Regions from separate parts of the Homo sapiens genome. Here region 2 is linked to region 1. A link is an interaction called in ENCODE POLR2A ChIA-PET data of the cell type or tissue named here. Cell type or tissue: PC-3. All regions are shown on one strand.

Region 1 (8,000 bases):
TTGAAGAGTGTTGAGGCGATGCTAGTAATAAAAACAAAGAAACATATGTATATTGTTGTCTGCAGCCACAGTTTAACACCTCGCAGTAAGGGATTCTTCACATCCCAGAAGTAGCTACCCTGCATCTTAAACAGTATGCTAGGTTAGATTCTTGCCCGTTTGCTGTTCCTGATAATGCCCTTTAACTCACACAACTGAGCTGTTGTTAGTTAGGATCTACGGCCACAGAAATAGTATGTCTGAAATAAACATAAATATGAGTAAAATCCAGGCATACCCCCTAAATCATGCCCTTCACTTCCTTCCTGTTTGTAAATCTTTTGTAAGCCTTCAACTTTTTTTCTTTTTAAGCTTGTAGCCATTTCTTTTTGAATGACTCTTAGCTTACTGTGTTTCCAGGGGTTGAGGAGCCATGTATCTGTGGGATACTCGAGGAAAAGCGGAATCTAAGACCAGGTTCCATGGGTAGGTCAGAAAAGGACACAGAGAGAGATTGTGTGTCCTTGGTGGAGATGGGCTTGTGCTGAACTTGCAAAATGTATGAGTTCAGTGTCATCTGTTTTCAGTATTTCCTGAACAATTGATTTATTCCACATTATTAATGAACTTTGCAGCAGTTCCACTTGTCAGAGCCTACTCTGTAGGGGTCAATAATGAGAGGAAACCTGATGTTAGTGAATCCAGCTTAAGTGATTCTGTCATGCTAACAATTCAATATATCAGGACAAATGTCAGCTCCTTCCAATATGTTAATTCCTCTGATCCTATTTGCATAAACTACAGTCAATGAAATACAAGCTCCCCCTCTAAGGTAGTTAATGGAGATTTGTAAAGGATTTTTAATTTACTTTTTTTTGGTCTTCTCCAACATAAATTTTTGAGTTGAAAAAGGGACAGAGAAAGCAAGGATCACAGATTGGGAAGAGGATGTAAAACATTACAAAAGCTCAAATATAAAGAAATATAAAATCTATGGGTATAATTTAGCCGTTTCTTAAGAATTCTGTATATTCACAATTACTTCTTCCAAAAGGAATAATTTCTTTTTAAAGAAACTTGGGAACAAAGCATTGATGAATTCTTCTTACATTTTGAGGTGAGTTTTCAGTTTCGCTGGTTTCCTGAAGTAAATCACAAGTTCATTAGTTTTCCCAAAGGACATTAAATCTGGGTTTCTGATCTCTTCTATTAACCCATAATATCTCCCTGAGACCATTTACATATGATAGCAATGCTTATTTTAGAAGTACCACTTTTTTTACTTTCAAATTCATGGTGCATAATACATCACAATTTAAAATTAAGATTAAGAAATCAGATTTTTTTTTTCTTGGAGGAAACACATAGTTATCTGATTTATCCAGTAAAGCCATTTCCTTTTTTTATTTTTATTTTTAAAAAAACAAGCTTTCAGGAATTTATTTGCTTTCTATATATAATTATTTGCATTATTGGCAACTGTAATTTTTATTTATACTGCAAACATCTCTCTGTCTACCAGTTTCCTTGGTTTTTGTTTTGCAGTGTGGCTCAACACTTTACTTCTCCACTCACAACCTTTCATATAGACTACTTTATTTATGTAAACTTGGTAGAGATTTGAAAACCCAAAATAGATATTGAATTTTAGATATAGACATTTGCTTAAGTAGTTTTTTTTTGGTCTCCTGCACAATCCCTAAGGTGTTTTTCAGTCTTAATTGTGAGATAACAATGATATAGGGATTGGCAGTGAGCATCATCAATCAACAAAGAGCATAGTAGCAATAATGGGCTTCATCTTCAATTTTTACGCAAGTGCTTACCTGCTATCAGCCTGGTGATTTGTCCATTTATCTATTTTTTAGGGTCAAGATGAGTTTAATAAAGTTATCCAAATCATTACCGTTATCTACGTTGCTATGTTTCATCTTCTCTTCTCCACTTAGCTTAAATATGCAGAGCCTAGTACTTTGAAAATTAGTACAATGAATTGTTCAGACCATATTTTGCTCATCATTTTCACTAATACCATAAAATTGGATTAATATTTTTACTTGTCACCACCTATAATAAGTAGGTAAGAGTATTTTCTAAAGACATCTGTACAATGTGAATGAGATAATAGTGGTCCAGGGTCATAGCTGTAGTCAGTAAGTGAGGGGTTATCAGACCGTCAACTTTCTAAAGATAGTTTCTGATGTGTGAATAAGGGAAGCATTTTGTTGAGTAACTTTAAAGAGTTCATTTATCCTACGTATTTCACCTTCATGAGCCAGTTATATTTTAAACTCCATGAGAATGAAGACTGGTTTTCCTTTGTTTCAACATGATGCTGAACATGAGGCCATGTGATATAGTAAATAATGTCTATATGTCTTATAGAATTTTCCAGAGGATAAAGAATCTTTGTGCAGCCCTGGTGCTGTCCTTTTTTAAAAAACCACTTTATTGAGGTATGATTGACACTAAAAAAGCTGTACATGTTTAATGTATACAAGTTGATGAGTTTGAAGATAAGTACACACTATGAAATGATTGCCACCATCTATGACATAAACATATTCATCCACCTCCCAAAGTCCCCCCATCCTTTACCTATTATTATTATCTCTGTGTGGTGTATATGACAAAAACAGTTAATGTAAGATCTATTCTCTTAGCAAAATTTTAAGTATGTTTTACAGTATCTTTAACTATAAGCACTATGCTCTACAGCTGATCTCTAGGACTTATTCATCTCACATAACTGAAAGTCTGTATCCTATGACCAATGTCTCTCTGTTTACCCCTCCTCTCAGCCCTTGGCAGCTATCATTCTACTCTCTGCTTCTATGATTCCTATTTTAGATACCTTAGATAAGTGGTATCATGAAGTATTTGTGTTTCTGCATCTGGCTTATATAACTTGGCTTAATGTCCTCCAGTTTCATGTACATTGTGGATGAAAATGGCAGGATTTAATTCTTAAATTTTTAAGACTGATCAGTATTTTATTGTATGTACATAGCACATTTTCTTTATTCATGTATCTGTTGATGGACATTTAGGTTGCTTCCATGTCTTAGCTATTGTGAGTAATGCTGCAATGCACATGGAAGTGCAGATATCTCTTTGACGTGCTGATTATAAATCTTTTGGATTTATACCGAGAAGTGAAACTGCTGGATCATATGGTAGTTCTATTTTTAATTGCTTGAGGAAACGCCATACTGTTTCCATAGTGGTTGCACCAATTTATGCTCCTCCCAACGGTGTACAGGAATTCCCTTTTTTCCACATTCTTGTCAACACTTATTATCTTTTGATAATGGCCATTATAACAGGTGGGATGTAATATCTCTTAGTGGTTTTCATATGCATTATGTGTGTATTGGATAATAATTTGCTTGAATTCTTTATATATTTTGGATATTAACCTTTTATTAGATATATGATTTGCAAATATATTCTCTTATTCCATAGGTTGCATTTTCATTTTGCTGATTGTTTCTTTTGCTATGCATAAACCTGTAAGTTTGAAGTGGTTCCACTTGTTTATTTTTGCTTTTGTTGCCTTTAATTTTGGTGTCAAATCCAAAAAATCATTGCCAGAACCAATGTCATGAAACTTTTCCCTATGTTTTCTTCTAGGAGTTTTATGATTTCAGGTTTTATATTTAAGTCTTTAGACAATTTTGAGTTGATTTTTTGTGTATGGTGTAAAGTAAGCATCCAATTTCTTTTCTTTTCTTTTCTGTTTTTGCATGTGGTTATAGTTTCCCCCATTTGAAGAAATTGTCCTTTCCCCATTGTGTGTTCTTGGCACCTTTGTTAAAGATTAGTTGACCATATATGCATGGGTTTATTTCTGGGTCTTCTGTTTCACTGGGCTGTGTGTTTGCTTTTACGTCATTATCATATTGGTTTGATTATTGTAGCTTTGTAATATAACTTGAAATCAGGAAGTATAATGCCTACAGCTTTGTTCCTTTTAGTCAAAATTGCTTTCGTTATTTGGGGTCTTTTGTCATCCCATACAAATTTTAAGATTGTTTTTTCTATTTCTGTGAAAATGCCATTGGGATTTCAATAGGGATTGGATTGAATCTGTACGTTATTTTGGGTAGTATAAACATTTTAACAATATTAATTCTTCTGATTCACAAATATGGGACATTATTTCATTTATTTGTGTCTTCAACTTTTAAAATCAGTGTTTTATGGTTTTCAGCATGCAGATATTTCACCTTCTTGGTTCAACTTATTTCTGAGTATTTTATTTTTTGGATGTTATTGTAAATGAGATTGCTTTTTAAATTTCCTTTTCAGATAGTTTGCTGTTAGTGTGTAGAAGCACAACTAATTTTTGCATACTGATTTTGTATCTGCAACTTTGTTGCATTTGTTTATGAGTTCTAACATGTTTATCTTTGTCTATATATTTACCTTTTACCAGTGAGTTTCATACCTTTCATATCCTTTCATATTTAATGGTTTTTTTTTTTGTTTCAACTTGAGTAACTCCCTTTAGCACTTCTTGTAAAGCGTATGTAGTGATGACAAACTCCCTTAGTTTTTGTTTGTCTGGGAAATCCTTTATCTCTCTTTTATTTTTAAAGGACTTTTTCCAGGTATAGATTTTATGGTTGGGAGTTTCCTTCTTTCCACACTTTTAATATGTCATCCCACTTTCCTGGTCTGGGAGGTGTTTGCTGAGAAATTCACTGATAGTCTTGTGGTTTCCTTATATGTGATGAGTCACTTTTTTCTTGCTGCTTTCAAAATTCTTTGTTTCTGAATTTGACAATCTAATTATAATGTGTTTGATATAGACAACTTTAGGTTTAATTCACTTGGTACCTTTTCGGTTTCATGAATTTAGATAGTCCTCTCTCTCCCCAGATTTGGGAAGTTTTCAGCTATTTCTTTAAATAGAATTCTTCCCTTTTCTCTCTCTCTCCTCCTAAAATGATCATAATTCATATATTTGTTCACTTGATCATATCCCTTACATATTATAGGCTTCCTTCACCATTTTCATTCTTTTTTTCTTTTTCACTCCTGTGAGTAGATATTTCAAATGACCTGCCGTTGAGTTCACCAATTCTTTCTTCTGCTTGATCAAGTCAGTCTGCTGCCGAAGCTCTCTCTTAAATGTTTCAGTTGAGTCACTGCATTCTTCAGTTTTAAGTTTTCTGTTTGCTTGTTTTTTCTGATTTCTGCTTCTTTGTTGAACTCATTTTGTTCATGTATTGTTTTTCTGATTCCATTTAGTTGTGTGTGTGTGTGTGTGTGTGTGTGTGTGTGTATATATAAAATTTATATCTATATCTATGTTCGTTTGTAGCTCACTGAGGTTCTTTAATTTTGAATTCTTTGCCAGGCAGTTTGTGGATCTCTATTTCTTTAGTACTGTTTACTACAGCTTTGTTTTTTTCCTTTGATAGTATTATGTTTTCTTGATTCTTCATGATCTTTGTAGATAAAAATGTATTGATACCTGCATGTTGTAGAAGCAGTTACCTCTTCCGGTCTTTCTGACTAGCTTCAGCAGGAAAAGTCTTTCATCAATCAGCCTAACCAGAGATTCTAGGTGTGCCTGTAGCCTAGGTCCATGAGCAGGCAGGACTGCTGCCAGGAGCAGTGGGCCAGCTATTGAGTTCTGTGTGCTGGTTGTTGAGAGCCTCTGTCTCTTTTCTTTGTTTTTAGCTACCCTAGGTGATTTAGTCATACTGATTCCCTCACTGCTGTGGGTGAGGCACAACTAAATTGGACCTCTCAGTGTCCTGAAAGGTTGGGGAAGTTGGATATCCACTTCAATCTCTCCTTCCCCTATGGGAGAGCTTGTGGGACAAAGGTATTTCTCTCAGCACTGTACCATGCTGGCTTGGGTGGAGAGGTGATGTGGGTAAAGTGAAACTATTCTTCTTAGCCTTCTAAATGTGTATTTTTTCTCATTCTTGTGCTTCACCTAGGTGCTGTAACCTCTCCCTGGGATACTGGAGCTCTTTTATTTTCAACTGTGAATGGTTGTTAAATCAATGTTTCTGTGGGGGTATGAGGGCTGGTACTTCCTATTTTACCATCTTGCCATTACTTTCTGCATCTTTTTTTTTTTTTGTCTAATAATTTGTTAAAGACAGGAAAACAATCTTCAAATTGGAATTGGTATTTATCAGTTTGACTCAGAAACTCAGTTGATTTGAAAGTTAGATCTTACCTTTGCTACTAAAATACATATTAACTTTAGCAGATTTAGGTCACTATTGTGTTGGAAGAAACACTTAAGTAATCTGGAGGCTCCCTTTGGCTTGCCGTTCCTTGTCATGTCTTCAGGATTTCCTCTCCAAGCTTTCCAGGCTTGCTTTGTTATTCTCTTTCATCTGTTATATCCTGGCAGTGCCAGATTCTCTGAGTGCTGATTGGTCAGCTTACTCTTCTGATAACCAGACTCAGTCTAAAATTCTACCATGCTAATCGGAGAGAACATAAAACTTCATCTCTTCTCTTGATACCAACTGTCTTGTATGAGAGACCTTGTGGAGACTATGTTCTTTAGTGTGTGTGTGTGTTTTATAATTTCATATGGTACAAGTGAGAAGACAACTCTATTAGATGTCAGAAGGAGTGAATTTGGTGTCTTCTGTTAACAATTACTACTAGTGCTTGATTTTGGAAAATTTCATTGTCTTTCTGATTATTTCTTCCTCTTCTAAATTGGTAGGATCAAATGAGAAAGCATATGTGTAAAAGCTATGCAAACTGTGAAGTGCTCTTCCAAAAAAAGGCTCTATCTTGTTTTATTTTTTTGCTTTTATCTTTTCTTCTATTCCTTTCTTCTCCCCCTCACCTGCTTTCTCCCTTCCTCCCTCTCTTTATTCCTTCCTTCTCTTTTTCCTCTTTATTTCTTTCATTCTTTTCACGTCTTTCATCTTCCCCCCATTCCTTACTCTCTTTCAGTCAAACTTTCTTTCTTTTCATAGCCCTTCTATTCTTCTTACCCTTCACCTTCACACTTCAATCCTTTAAGGATATACAGTTGTTCACATGGATGCCTATAAAACAAAATTAGGAGTGGAGGAGGCAGAATAAGGGAAATATAGAGCCATCAGATGATAATAACAAGGCAAAAGTTAGTATGAGACTGGGCCAAAAGAAGAAGAGAAATATGATTGGATAAAGTATTCCCATTGTTTTTTAAAAAATAAAACATACATTCTTCAGGAAAGACAATGTTTTTTTCTGGTCATTAGGTCTAAAGCATATTTCTTAGATAAATCTTATTAAGAGAGGCACACAAATTGTGTTCTTAAATTAAAGCAATGGTGGCTTTCCAGATGTTTGTAGTATTCCTGAGGGCATAAGGCTAGAATCTCAGTTCTGTTTGGGATTGGAGCATAGTCTCGTGGTTTAGCTTCTTGATAAAAATATTTAAACCAGAGATAAAATGTAGAATATAAAACGCAGCCTTAGTTTCCCCTAATCGTGTTGCATTAATAGTAATACCTCCTAGTTAATTTGTTCTTGCATCCCTCCTGATCATACTGGAGTTAGTATTTTCAAAAGTCTCCCCAATTATAATTTGAGGCATCAGGCCAATTTCATATATGTTCACAAACAAGTTGACGAGCATTAATGGTCACACAAAATCAGCTGAGTTCTCTCTCTCTTGCTCTGTGCCCTCTTCCTAAGTCTTTTGACCTTGAAACTACTTGAGAGTTTGTACTGCAGCCATGATAGCCATTGCATTTCTCTTATCCACTATTAGCCATCTTGCTTAGGTACCAAATCAGGGTTGCTTGCAACTCATGTCTTAAATTATCCGTTGCAGAAGCAGTTTCTTCAGTTTACTTCTTCAGATGTTTTCCATAGGGTATATTAATGAGTCATAGGTCTAGGTCAGGAGACAGGTATGCTCCCTCCTCTCCTCTGAAACCTAGACTCCTTCCTCAACCTTCACCTAAAAATAAGCTCATTCATACAAATGCATGAAGTCACCTGCCCCGTCAGTTCACCATCTATTCTCACACATGTCAGAG
Region 2 (8,000 bases), 670 kb after region 1:
AAAAGATGTTCCACATCATATGTAATCATTAAATTAAATGAAATTAAACAACAACGAGATAGCCCTATACACTTATTAGAATGGTCAAAATCCAGAACACTAACGCCGGGGATGACTGATTGAATAAAAGGGCAGTGAGAGAGAAGGAGATGTCAAGGTAAAGAGACAAAGAGCTGGTCATCTTAGTTGGAGAACAGAATCTAGCAGTCTACATAAACGTAATGAAAATTGAGTGCCAATCATATGTGAAACATTTTCTGAAATCTTTTACAACCTTGGAAAGTAGATATTATTATCTCTATTTTTTAAGAGAGTATGCTGAGGCTCAAAAAGATTCTGCACTGTCTACTATGGCAGCCACTGGCCATAAGTGACAATTTATTTTTCAATTTTATTTAAATTAAATAAGACCAAGAATCAAGTTCATCATTAGCACTAGCCCCACTGCAAGGGCTCAGTAGCCACATATGGTTAGTGGCTGCCATATTGGACAGTGCTGTTCTAGAACATTTCCATTATAGCAAAAGTGCTATTGGACAGCCTGGTGTAAATAAATTAGCCTAATCCTGTGGCTGGTAAGTCATGGAGCTGTGGTTTAAGAGAAGATTTGTTTCACTGCAAAGCCCACTCTTTCCACTAGAAGGAGAATGAGCCCAAAGGTGTAGCTTGATTCTGAGCTGAAGGTGTTCTACATGAGGATGTGCTAAGGATGGCCTGATCTGGCCAGAACCAATCTGAGAATGCACATGAATGAGTTTAAGCCTTTAGGGGTCAAGCAGGTAGCTCTGGTTGAAATGGGAGCTGATGTTGTAGGAAATAAACAACTACTAATTTGTTGACTTGGTCTACCCACAGTGAGCATATGATTTATAGTCCACTTTTGAGTGTAAAAGGGAGTACCATTCATAATTACACGACAAAACAGGCATAAACCAGGATCGCACTAAGAACATGTGTTCACTCCCCAATTAGGTACCATGCATGTCGCAAATATACGAAAGTCATTTTAAATTTACCGTCATTTTTTCCAATTCTTATGTAATTATTCTTTTGGAATCAAGACTAAAAAAATTAAAAACCCAAATTCTTCATTGCTCAATGAACAATGAATAACTTTACTAATTAAAAGTATAACAAGGACGGGCGCTGTGGCTCACGTCTGTAATCCCAGCACTTTGGGAGGCCGAGGTGGGCAGATTACAAGGTCAGGAGTTCAAGAGCAGCCTGGCCAATATGGTGAAACCCTGTCTCTACTAAAAATACAAAAATTAGCCAGGCGTGGTGGTGGGTGCCTATAGTCCCAGCTACTCGGGAGGCTGAGGCAGGAGAATCTCTAGAACCCAGGAGGCGGAGGTTGCAATGAGCCGAGATTGTGCCACTGTACTCCAGCCTGAGGGACACAGTGAGACTCGGTCTCAAAAAAAAAAAATAATAATGTAACAAGCATCTTTTTTATATTATTAACCCCACCCCCATGAAAAAGTCTTCAAAAAGTGACCAAGAAAATGTGCCACTGATAAATGATGTTCAAATGAAAAGAAAATACATTATGATCTTTGCCCAGCAATACAACTTGTTAGCTGAGTGATCTTGGACAATTCACTCAACTTTTTCATACCTCAGTTTTCTCACTTGTAAAATTAATTTCCTATTGATGCATAACAAATGAGCATGGTGGCACATGCTTATAATCACAGCACTTTGGGAAGCTGAGGCAGGAGGATTGCTATAGCTAAGAGTTTGCGACCAGCCAGGGCAACATAGGAAGATCTTGTCTCTACAAAATATAAAAATAAATAGGCTCACTCAGGAGGTGGGAGGATGACTTGAGCCTGGGAGGCAGAGGTTACAGTGAGCCAAGATCACACACTGCACTCCAGCCTGGGCGACAAAGCCAGACGCTGTCTCAGTAAATAAATAAATAAATAAGCCAGAAGTGGTGGCTTGTGCCTGTGCCCCCACTTACTTGGAAGGCTAAGGTGGAAGGATCGCTTGAGCCCAGGAGGGAGCTATGATCATGCTACTGCACTCCAGCCTGGCCAACAGAGTGAGACACTGTCTCAAAAACACAAAAAAAACAAAAACAAAAAAACCTCCAAATTATCCCAGGATTTACGTGCAGTTTAACTAGGCAGATCTGGCTCAGGGTCTCTAATCAGGAAGTGTTTGAGTGATGGTGTGAATCCCTCATGAATGGCTTGGTGCATGGCTCAGTAGCGAGTTAGCTCTTGCTGTCTCGAGAATGGATTAGTTCCCAAGAAGGTGGTTATTAAAAAGAGTCTGGCTTCTTTGGTTTTGTTCTCTTGCCTCCTTTCTCGCATGTCACTTCTTTGTATACACCTACTTCTTCCACTTTCTGCCAGGAGTGGAAGCAGCCTGGGGCTCTCACAAGATGCAGCTGCCTAATCCTGGATTTCCAGTCACCAGAACTATAAGCCAAATAAACAATTTTTCTTTATAAATTACCCCATCTTAGGTATTCTGTTATAGCAACACAAAATGGACTCAGATAGGGATGTAAGAATGAAAGAAAAAAGGTAAAGAGATATACTTTACACTATTTGAACACATTTCATTTAGTTGAAAATTTAACTGAAAACAATGCCCCAAAAAGAGATTCAATGAAGCCTAGGCATGTCTCCTTTTGAAGTGCTCCCTTTTGAATGAGCACACCTGCTTTGCGGCAGAAGCAAAAAGAGAGCATGGCCTTCTAATTCCCATTCCAGGGTTCATGTGCCTCGTGCCAGCAGGGCAAATGTGACCACTTACTTAATGCCTGGCTGCCTCAGTGTCCTTATCTACAAAATACCAACAATATGAACGCTTACCTTGTTAAGGCTGTTGTGAAGATTAAATTAGACAAGGAGTTTAAGTTAACATTCAAAAAAATTTTCTTCTGATTATATTATCCGTCATTGCAAACATGAAAAGAACAAATGGGGTCTTTTCTTAGCTAGGAAATGTGTGGCCTGGCTTATTTCTAAGCCTGATATCCGTTCCACTGTAGGGACAGATGAGCAAAGATCTTACCTGGGTCACTCACATGGAGTGGGGCTTTAAGAAGAGGGTTAAGGCCAAGACAAGAAAACAGGTCCAATGCGAGTCTTCAATCTAAAGGAATCTAAGAAAACCAGGAGGCATCTTCGAAGACAAAGAGAAGATAAGCCGATTCAAGGAGACAAAAAGGAGATTGATTTGTATTCATTCCTGAGATGAAGGCACCACTCTCTGAGATGGTTTTTTTACATATTTCCCACATATCCTTTAGTGGAAAAGTTTTAAATTTTCAAATTTCATTATATTCGCATTCTTTTTGTTTGGACATAAATAATGGATGTAATGTACAATATACTGATTTTAACTTTGAGTTGAAATTTTAAAAAGTGATTTGCAGTTCTAACTATACAACATCCTGGAAGAGACAAAACTATAGGAACAGTGAAAGATTAGTGACTATCAGCGGTTGTGGGGAGGGAGGCATGAATAGGCAGAAGGATTTTAAGGGCAGTCAAACTGTTGCATATGATACTAAATGGTGAATACTTGTCATTATACATTTGCCATAATCCATATAACAAAGAACTCCAAGAGCGAGCCCCAATTTAAACTACTGAGTTGCATCGATAATTATGTACCCAATGCCGGTTCATCAGTTGTGACAAATGTACCAATCGGGTGCAGGATGTTAACAGCGGAGGAGGATGTGCATGTGTGGGGGCAGTGGGTGTGTGGGAATTCTGTACCTCCTGCTCAGTTTTGCAGTGTACCTAAAATTGCTTTAAATAGTAAAATCTATTTTTAAAAGTGACTTCTCTTTTCAAACTTTTATTATGAAATGTTTCAAAATTACAAAAGAAGAAAGAACAAAATGAACCCATTAAGCCCATTTCAATAATTATCGACATGTGGTCAATCTTGTTTAATCTATACACCCACTCATTTCCCTCCAACCCCTCCACTGGGTTATTTGGAAGCAAATCTGTCTTATCAAACCATTTCATCAAATCAGGTTCATTTCAAGGAACTGAGAAAGACTAGAACTAAGTGTCAGCCAGGGACTCACTGTAACAGCTCTCCAAAGGCCTCTCCATTTTCCTTATTATGCAATAATAGCCAAAAATAAATGTTGTAATAATTTCAGTCCATAATTAGTCACCTAAACTAATCATGTAAATTAGTTGAACATGAATTTTTTTATTATATTTTGCCTTTAGATTTCTTCCTCTTCTGAGTAAATATTTTTGGATAATTTTTCCCTAAATCCATAATATCTCCATCTTTCCCAACCACCAAATTTAATTTTATCCATGCCCTCTAAGCAAAATGTCTTTGTAAAAAATGAGAAATACCATGACCTCTGTACTGAGAAAGTCAATAACTTACAAAAGCTCTAGAAGACACAAACTGAAACACCACAAAAGTAATATCTATGACCGTTTACCAAGCTTTAAGAAGTAAGTAAAACCCTTGCCTTCATATTTTCTTCAGAACCAGGACATCCTTTATGGGCAGGGTTCTCACTGACTACTCAAGGGAGCTATTATGAGACACAGCTTGGCTAACAGTCCCGGAATGCTGAATTTCTGGATCTATTGAGATAATCATGTGGTTTTTGTCATTGCTTCTGTTTATATGATGGATTACGTTTATTGATTTGCATATGTTGAACCAGCCTTATATCCCAGGGATGAAGTTGACTTGATCATGGTGGATAAGCTTTTGGATGTGCTGCTGGATTCGGTTTGCCAGTATTTTATTGAGGATTTTTGCATCGATGTTCATCAGGGATATTGGCCTGAAATTTTCTTTTTTTCTTGTGTCTCTGCCAGGTTTTGGTATCGGGATGATGCTGGTCTCATAAAATGAGTTAAGGAGGAGTCCCTCTTTTTCTGTTGTTTTGGATCGTTTCAGAGGAATTCTAAGAATTCTTAGCATGGAAAACAGGCTGAATGGGTGATACTCAGTCATGGTTTACTAAATTATGTTAACCTTTTAACTTGTAAGTATTTATGAAATGTTTCTGCATAGATGTCACATTAATAAGAATAGTTTCATATAAGGCTCAGATTGATTTGTATTTTAATGTCTTTCTGGATTTTTATCCATATTTAACAAATATGCATAATCAAACATAAGCACTTTAGACTAGACCATAATTACTGAATATTTTACTAATATCTGTGATTTTTAAAATATTACTCCCCTATAATAAGATGAAAAACTAACGAGTGCAAATACATATTCGCATGCTTTGAAAGTCAGTAGGTATATTTACCTTGTATTAATCAGTCTTGGGTTTTGCACATAGCATATCTTATTAAAGGAAATAGCACCTGAGAATATTGTAAGCTACCTAAGGGAAGGACCATGCCTGTTTTGTTCACCTAGAAGCTGTGAATTTTAAGAGAATGGGCTTTAACACTAAACTGCCTGTGTCCTGCTGACGTTTTCTAAGAAAGTGCCCTTGGGCAAGATATTCAACCTCTCCTTGCTTTGATTCCTCATCTGTAAAATAGATAATGATTACTGAAGTACCCATGCATAAGAGTGTTGTGAGGGTTGAATGACTGATATGCAAAGCTCTGGGAAAAGGATGGCACAAATTAAGACTAGCTGTTCTTCACGGCTGTATCCACCAGGCTCAGAGTAAATATTTGTTGTCTAAATAAATAAATGACAAAGAATCAATTCCTTTTATTTCTCTTTTGGACTTGTTAATGGGTATAAACTATAAGGCAATTCCATGGTACTGATATAATAGGTACTCTTAACTGTCAAAAAGTATAAAAACATTGTATCTATCAGAGCAAAAGAAGCCACGTTAGGAAAGTCACACACCAGCATACATATTCTATCCATCACAATTGCAATTGTGTTTTGTTTCTAATCAGATATCTTTAATAGCTTTTATACATAAGAAAAGGGGTCTGGGCTGGGCATGGTGGCTCACACCTGTAATCCCAGCACTTTGGGAGGCCGAGTGGGGGCAGATTAGTTGAGCTCAGGAGTTCCAGATCAGCCTGGTCAACATTGTGAAACCCTGTCTCTACTAAAAATAGAAAAATTAGCCAGGTATGGGGGCACGTGCCTGTAATCTCAGCTACTCTGAAGGCTGAAGCAGTAGAATCGCTTGAATCCAGGAGGCAGAGGTTGCAGTGAGCCAAGATCATACCACTGCGCTCCAGCCTGGGTGACAGAACCAGACCCTGTCTCAAAAAAAAGGGGGGGGGAGGGGATCTGAACTTAGTAGAGTACTGCAGAAAGTGAAAAAGTGAGTAACAAGAGAAAAGTAGGTTATGTGAAGAATAACCAGATATTTGAAACTAAAAACGAGAGGCCTTGGGAGGGACTTTGAATAGCTATGTGCCTGATTTAAATAAATACAAAAATCACAGAATTGACCATCATTTTTAATTAGATAGATATAGCCAGTGAATACTCAAATTCACTGTGAAACCAGATAGTCATGAGCCACCCAGACTCAAATTATAACATTGTCTTAGTCTACTTGATCTGTTATAAGAAAATACCATAAACTAAGTAGCTTATAATAGAAATTCATTGCCGTAGTTCTGGAGACTGGGAAGTTCAAGATCAAAGCAGATTCTACATCTGGGGAGGAACTGTGTTCTGGCTCTAGGTGGCACCTTCTTGCTCTGTCCTCACATGCTGGAAAGGGCAAAGAGGATCCCTTGAGCCTCTTTTATATGTGCACAAATCTCATTATCAAGTGCTTCATCCCCAAAACGTAATCACCTCCTAATGGTCCCATCTCCTAATACCATCACCTTTCGGGTGAGGATTTCAACATATGAGTTTGGGGGGACATAAACATTCGGACCATAGCAAACATAAATATAATTTTGTTGAGTGTTAGATATATCTGCGTGTCCCATTCTCTGGAAAATGTGGGCATCCTGTCTCCTGCTGCTCATAGTATCAGAATATTCAGAAAGTACAGTTTATAAATATCTCCAGGAGAGTTAAAATGGACCAAAATTCCAGAGACAACATTTTGTACCATTTCTCATTTTGTGCCATTAATTGCTAGCTTGAATTAATTAAAATACCAAATAGAGAACAGCTGACGGAATTCACAGTCTGGTAGAGTTGCCAGATAAAATACAAGACGTCTAGTGAAATTTTGAAATGGCTCCATTGTCTGGGGTAAATAGCCAGGGTTCATTGTCTCGCGCCAGGAAAACTTAGGACGCGGACACACATGAGGAGCGGGTTTAGGAGTGGAAAGTTTAATAGACAAAGAAGAGGAGAAAGAAAGTTTCCTCATTGTTGAGAAAGCGGTCGCCCAAAACAGTTTCCAGGTTGGGGTGAGATTTGACTGATTTTATACAGAGGCTTGAGGAGGCACTGATTGATTTACATAAGGCCCAGGGGATTGGTTTGACCAGGTGTGCCATTTACATAGCTTGCAGAAGACTGGCCCTCCCATCATGATCTTTTATTAAGCAAATGTGGCTTCTACCTGCCTGTCTGGCTGTCACCTGCCTGTCTGGCTGTCACCATGACATCTGCATATGTGGCTTTATCTGGCCGGTGCCATGATACCCACACATGTGGTGACAAAGAAAAGGGAGCAGGGATCACCATATTGAATATACCTGGCTTCCAGGTACACCTGCCGACATTTACATATGCAAGCTTCTAGCTTGCATATCTATGCTTGCAACTTGACTTTTCAGGCTGCTTTCTGTTAGAAAAGAAATGGTTTGGGGCTGCTTTTTATTAAAGGGAAATTTCACTGAGAACCCTTTTACCCTCTGTAACTGCCTAAGATAATTTCTTAATAACTCCTGTATTAATTTCAGTTTCAAATAAACAGTGAATATTTATTTTTAATATAAGTATGTTCCAAATACTACATGGGACATACTTATGCTAAACAAATTATCTGTGGTTTTACTGAAATTCAATTTCAACTGGGCATCCTGTATTTTTATCTGCTCCACCTGGCAAGCCTACATTCTGGTTATAATAAACAC

What was found. Peaks named below come from ENCODE experiments on the same cell type or tissue, not always from the same donor. Only the 100,000 strongest peaks of a DNase experiment are listed, where the experiment ranks them.
Region 2: POLR2A ChIA-PET joins it to region 1 with 5 read pairs; 1 of 35 experiments calls an interaction of 5 or more read pairs at or near these places.

What each region holds. Positions count from the first base shown.
Region 1 is chr4:83,885,340-83,893,339 of GRCh38, forward strand. No RefSeq gene overlaps it. Among named protein-coding and RNA genes, the nearest start is that of GPAT3, 350 kb to the left of the region's middle. In PC-3, no CTCF peak of the experiment used is centred here; a DNase peak (open chromatin) is centred at 4,652; H3K27ac peaks cover 961 bases.
Region 2 is chr4:84,558,658-84,566,657 of GRCh38, forward strand. It overlaps LOC102723338 (a long non-coding RNA gene), which reads right to left. Exons shown (of 8, transcript XR_007058460.1): 2 at 3,044-3,141. Among named protein-coding and RNA genes, the nearest start is that of CDS1, 20 kb to the right of the region's middle. RefSeq lists an enhancer at 7,133-7,774. In PC-3, no CTCF peak of the experiment used is centred here; a DNase peak (open chromatin) is centred at 4,564.